Regions from separate parts of the Homo sapiens genome. Here region 2 is linked to region 1. Evidence: read pairs that join two places in POLR2A ChIA-PET (ENCODE). Cell type or tissue: CD4-positive, alpha-beta T cell. All regions are shown on one strand.

Region 1 (2,500 bases):
AAATGTAGCTGAACTCAAATTTACTGAAATGTCTATTTCAGGTCCTAGTTCAGCTTTCTGGGAACATACAGGATAAGTTATAGCTCAGATGTTACCACCCAGTTTCCTGACCATGGTGAGAGCTGTCTTCTGAACCCGTTTTTGTTTGCCTGTGGCTCTCCAAAAACGTGGCATCAAGCACTCAGCCTAATAGTGCAATGAGATTTCTTTTTTTCTCATAACAATTCTGGAAGATAAATAGGGGCAATGGCATTTATTATTTTCCCCATTTTACAGACAAAATCCAAGATACAAATAATGACAAAAAACATAAAGGCCAGTAATCGCCCAAGGGCACAAAGTCAGTGACACATTAAGAAGAGAAGCAGGATTTGTCTCTTGAGTTTTACTGTTGCTTCAGAGAATTTAAATCGTGTTTTAAATGCCTTCCTATACAGATTACAGATTTTAGAAGGCCAGAACTAGAAGAAATTTTAGATCCAATTAATTTCAAACACCCTAACTGACTGTGCATTATTGCTGATTGAGGGGAAAGGAAGATAACAAAAACAAAGACATGCATTAAAGTGAGAGTAATCCCTCCAATCATGAAATACTTCCTTCCCTATTTCCTTGGGCTAAGGTAAATGTTAAGAAACATCAAGACTGCTTGCTTAAAAACACCAGATCAAATACAACCAAGTTACTGTTCCAGTTCTTCCTACCCTCCCCCTTTAAAAAAAAATAAAGCATTCCATTTTTTCTCCTAGATTAAGTGTTTAATGAGGAAACTGTAGACCGTGGGGCACAGGTGAACTGCTGACAACTGTTGTTAAAACAACAAAGTCAGTGTCTAGTGTTATTTTCCTTCAAAGGTCAGTTACCCTTAAGTTGTAGACAAAAACATACATTCCAATTTTACCTTGTATATCACATGCTACCAAATGAACATGCAGAGAGAAAAGGAAAAATGGGCATTTCATGTCATTGCTACTTTAAAAAGATGTTTCTGGTAAAATGATTGAATCTAACATATTGAAATGAAGACTTGTTTTATAACTGTAAAATGCCTAGTTTTATAACTGTAAAATAGCTGGAGCCAAAAATAGAATCATTAATTTGAAGTGGGTAACAGAGCTAAATATGAAAGTTGAAACAATCAAACTTCTAGAGGAAAACAGAATATTCTCATGACCCTGGAGTAGGTAAAGATTTATTTTTCTTTTTTTCTTAGAGACAGGGTCTCACTCTGTTGCACAGGCTGGAATGCAGTGACATGACGTAGCTCACTGCAGCCCGGAACTCCTGGGCTTAAGCAATCTGCCCACCTCAGCTTCCTGAGTAGCTGAGACTACAGGTGTGCATCACTACACTCAGCTAATTTTTAAAAAAATGTTTGGAGAGATGGGGTCTCATTATGTTGCCCAGGCTGGTTTTAAACTCTTGGCCTTGAATGATCCTCCCGCTTTACCCTCCCAAAGTGGTAGGATTACAGGTGGGAGCCAACGTGCCTGGCAAAGAATTCTTTAGCAAGATATAAGCAGCACTTAGTCACAAAAAAGAAGCTGATAAATTAATCTTCATTAAAATTAAGAATTCTATTCATCAAATAGATTAAGAAAAATAAACAAGTTACAGACTGGGATAAAGTATTTGTATTACACATCTGACAAAGTACACATTACTGGCTGGGTGCAGTGGCTCAAGCCTGTAATCCCAGCACTTTGGGAGGCCAAGGCAGACAAACCACCTGAGGTCAGGAGTTTGAGACCAGCCTGGCCAACATGCTAAAACCCTGTCTCTACTAAAACAATACAAAAATTAGCCAGGTGTGATAGCACCTGGAAAAAAAAAAAAAAAGCCCACAAAATCAGTATGAAAAAAGACAACCCAATTAAAAAAAAAAAATCCAGCCAGGCGTGGTGGCTCATGCCTGTAATCCCAGCACTTTGGGAGGCCAAGGCAGGCGGATCACCTGAGGTCAGGAGTTTGAGACCAGCCTGGCCAACATGGTGAAACTCCACCTCTACTAAAAACACAAAAATTAGCCAGGTGGGGCGGTAGTCACCTGTAATCCCAGCTACTCAGGAGGCTGAGGCAGGAGAATCGCTGGGAGGTGGAGGTTGCAGTAAGCCGAGATTGCACCACTGAACTTCAACCTGGGCAACAGAGCGAGACTCCGTCTCAGGAAAAAAAACAAAACAAACAAACAAAAAAACGTGAATGACCAGAAAACCTTAGACGCTTCAGGAAAGAGGATCCAAAATGGCCGATAAACATAAGAAAAGACACTCAATGTAATTACTCATCAGGAAAATGCAAATTAAATTAAAACCACAATGAAATACCACTCACTACACACCCAAAAGAATGGTAAAAATTAAAAAGACTGATAATAGCAAGTGTTAACAAAAAGATGTGGAACAAGTATAACTCTCAGACATTGCTAGTGGGAGGGTAAACTGATCCAACCACTTTGGAAACTCTTTGGCAATATGTATCAAACCTAAACATACACCTA
Region 2 (2,500 bases), 120 kb after region 1:
TTTGCCAATGTGGTCATGACAGGGGAGCTCTTGGAGGCAACCCTTCTGGCCCATGGCTGCATCCAGGCCATTTCCTAGTCACACCTCCCGCTGCTGCCACCGTCTCCAGGACCACCTCCCCACTGTCACGCATGCACAGGGAAGATGATGTCCACACTAGCTTGCTGTGTGATCTTGGAAAAGTCACTTCTCTTGGGACCTCAGTTTTCTTTTCTGCAAAATGACAGGATTGAATGATCATCTCTAAGGCTCCTTCTAACTCTAAGACTATGCAATACACTAGAAAAAGGAGGGATGTGTCTTAACTGCCCCCAGCTGAGACCTGAGCACTGTGTTCTGCTCCCATAAATGAAGCCTCCTGCCTGACCCCAATACACACTAAGCACGCCCTCGGGAATGCTGCCCCACAGCACAAAGGGTGTGGCAGGTGCCACATTGATGCTGGGCACCACCGGATGTTTGGCTTGACACGGGAACTGACTTTTAAGTAGTTAAGTAGTGGTTGAAAGAAGGAGGTAAGGACTGTGAAGGCCAGAAGGAAAGGCTGGGGTAGTCATCCAGCAAGCATGTATATAGTAAAGCACTCTACTACGGGCTGGGGTGCGCCTAGAACATCTTTGTCCAAGAACCTTGCAGTCTAGGAAGGTGAAAATTTTAAAAACCTGTGCAACAGTAATTATAATCAAAGCCAAGAAGTGCTAAGTGCTGTAGGGATGGTTTGACTGAGTCTTGTGGCAGGTCAAAGGGACTTCTGGCTGGGGAAATAAGGGAAGATCTCACAGACATGGCAGCCTCTGTTTTGGGCCTTGAAAGATGAGCAGAAATTGGGCATGCAGGGCTGGGAGAAGGGTATTATGAAGGCACACAGGTGAGCAATCTCAAAACCACCAAGGGCCAGGAACAGCCAGCATAGCAGGGGCGGAAGAGGTGCGAGTAGAACGAGCAGGAAATGCAGGTGAACCCAAACCATGGAAGAGGCAAGTGGCAGCTCCAGGAGACTGAATTGTAGGCACCAGGAAGATCCTGAAAATGTTCTGATGTGTCCCATGACTAATCCAGCCAGATGGAGGAAGTGTGTCAGATAGGGGAAGAGGAACAGGGGTTTGAAGCAGTCAGACAAGGCAAGACACTTTTCTTCTTTTTTTGTTTGAAACAGTTTTTCGCTCTTGTTGCCCAGGCTGGAGTGCAGTGGTGCAATCTTGGCTCACCGCAACCTCCGCCTCCCAGGTTCAAGCAATTCTCCTGCCTCAGCCTCACGAGTAGCTGGGTTTACAGGTGCCCGCCACTACGCCCGGATAATTTTTTATTTATTTATTTTATTTATTTATTTATTTTGAGATGGAGTCTCGCTCTGTCGCCCAGGCTGGAGTGCAGTGGCACGATCTCAGCTCACTGCAAACTCCGCCTCCTGGGTTCAAGCAATTATCCAGCCTCAGCCTCTCAAGTAGCTGGGACTACAGGTGTCTGTCACCACACCCAGCTAATTTTTTATATTTTTAGTAGAGACGGAGTTTCACCATATTGGCTAGGCTGATCTCGAACTCCTGACTTTGTGATCTGTCCGCCTCGGCCTCCCAAAGTTCTGGGATTACAGGGAAGTAATCCCAGTTAAGTAGTGGTTGAAAGAAGGAGGTAAGGTGGCTCGTGAGCCACCACACCCGGCTAATTTTTGTATTATTAGTAGAGATGGGGTTTCACCATGTTAGTCAGGCTGGTCTTGTACTCCTGACCTGAGGTGATCCGCCTGCCTCAGCCCCCAAAAGTGCTGGGATTACAGGCGTGAGCCACTGAGCCCGGTCTTTTTTTTTTTTTTTTTTTTTTTTTTGAGACGGAGTCTCTCTCTGTTGCACAGGCTGGAGTGCAGTGACACGATACCAGGTCACTGCAACCTCCGCTTCCCAGGTTCAAGCAGTCCTCCTGCCTCAGCCTCCTGAGTAGCTGGGATTGCAGGCGCACGCCACTACATCCAGCTAATTTTTGTATTTTTGGAAGAGATGGGGTTTTACCATGTTGGCCAGGCTGGTCTCGAACTCCTGACCTCAGGTGATCCGCCTACCTCGGCCTCCCAAAGTGCTGGGATTACAGGCGTGAGCCACCACCCCCAGCCAAGACACTGTTCTTCTATCCCATGAGCAACGAAAACTGAGGACCCGAGCTGGGGAAGGGCAAGAGGAGTGAAGAGGGAGGAATGGATGCAATGCCCATTGCCAACGGTGATAGAATGGCCTGGGCTTGGTAGCTGATTGCAGGATGAGGGAAAGGGTTTTGTCAAAGGTGACTGCGAGATTTTACCCAGGTTGTGACATTATAGGACATTAAAGCTACCATTACAGGTGACAAACAGGAAGACACAGGTTAGAGGTAGATTTGGAGATTGTGAGTTCCTTTTGGATGTTTTGAGTTTCTGGTTCTGCTGAGACATCAGCTGAGCATGTTGAACAGGTGATTGGAAATAAGGGCCTGGAGCTCAGGAAAGAGGTCAAAGTGAAGATACACACAA

What was found. Peaks named below come from ENCODE experiments on the same cell type or tissue, not always from the same donor. Only the 100,000 strongest peaks of a DNase experiment are listed, where the experiment ranks them.
Region 2: POLR2A ChIA-PET joins it to region 1 with 7 read pairs; 3 of 35 experiments call an interaction of 5 or more read pairs at or near these places.

Annotation. Positions count from the first base shown.
Region 1 is chr17:39,847,487-39,849,986 of GRCh38, forward strand. The region is part of intron 1 of IKZF3 (IKAROS family zinc finger 3); the gene reads right to left. Among named protein-coding and RNA genes, the nearest start is that of IKZF3, 16 kb to the right of the region's middle. In CD4-positive, alpha-beta T cell, no CTCF peak of the experiment used is centred here; a DNase peak (open chromatin) is centred at 1,295.
Region 2 is chr17:39,966,541-39,969,040 of GRCh38, forward strand. All of the region lies in intron 3 of GSDMA (gasdermin A), which reads left to right. Among named protein-coding and RNA genes, the nearest start is that of GSDMA, 4.8 kb to the left of the region's middle. In CD4-positive, alpha-beta T cell, no CTCF peak of the experiment used is centred here; a DNase peak (open chromatin) is centred at 1,071; H3K27ac peaks cover 255 bases.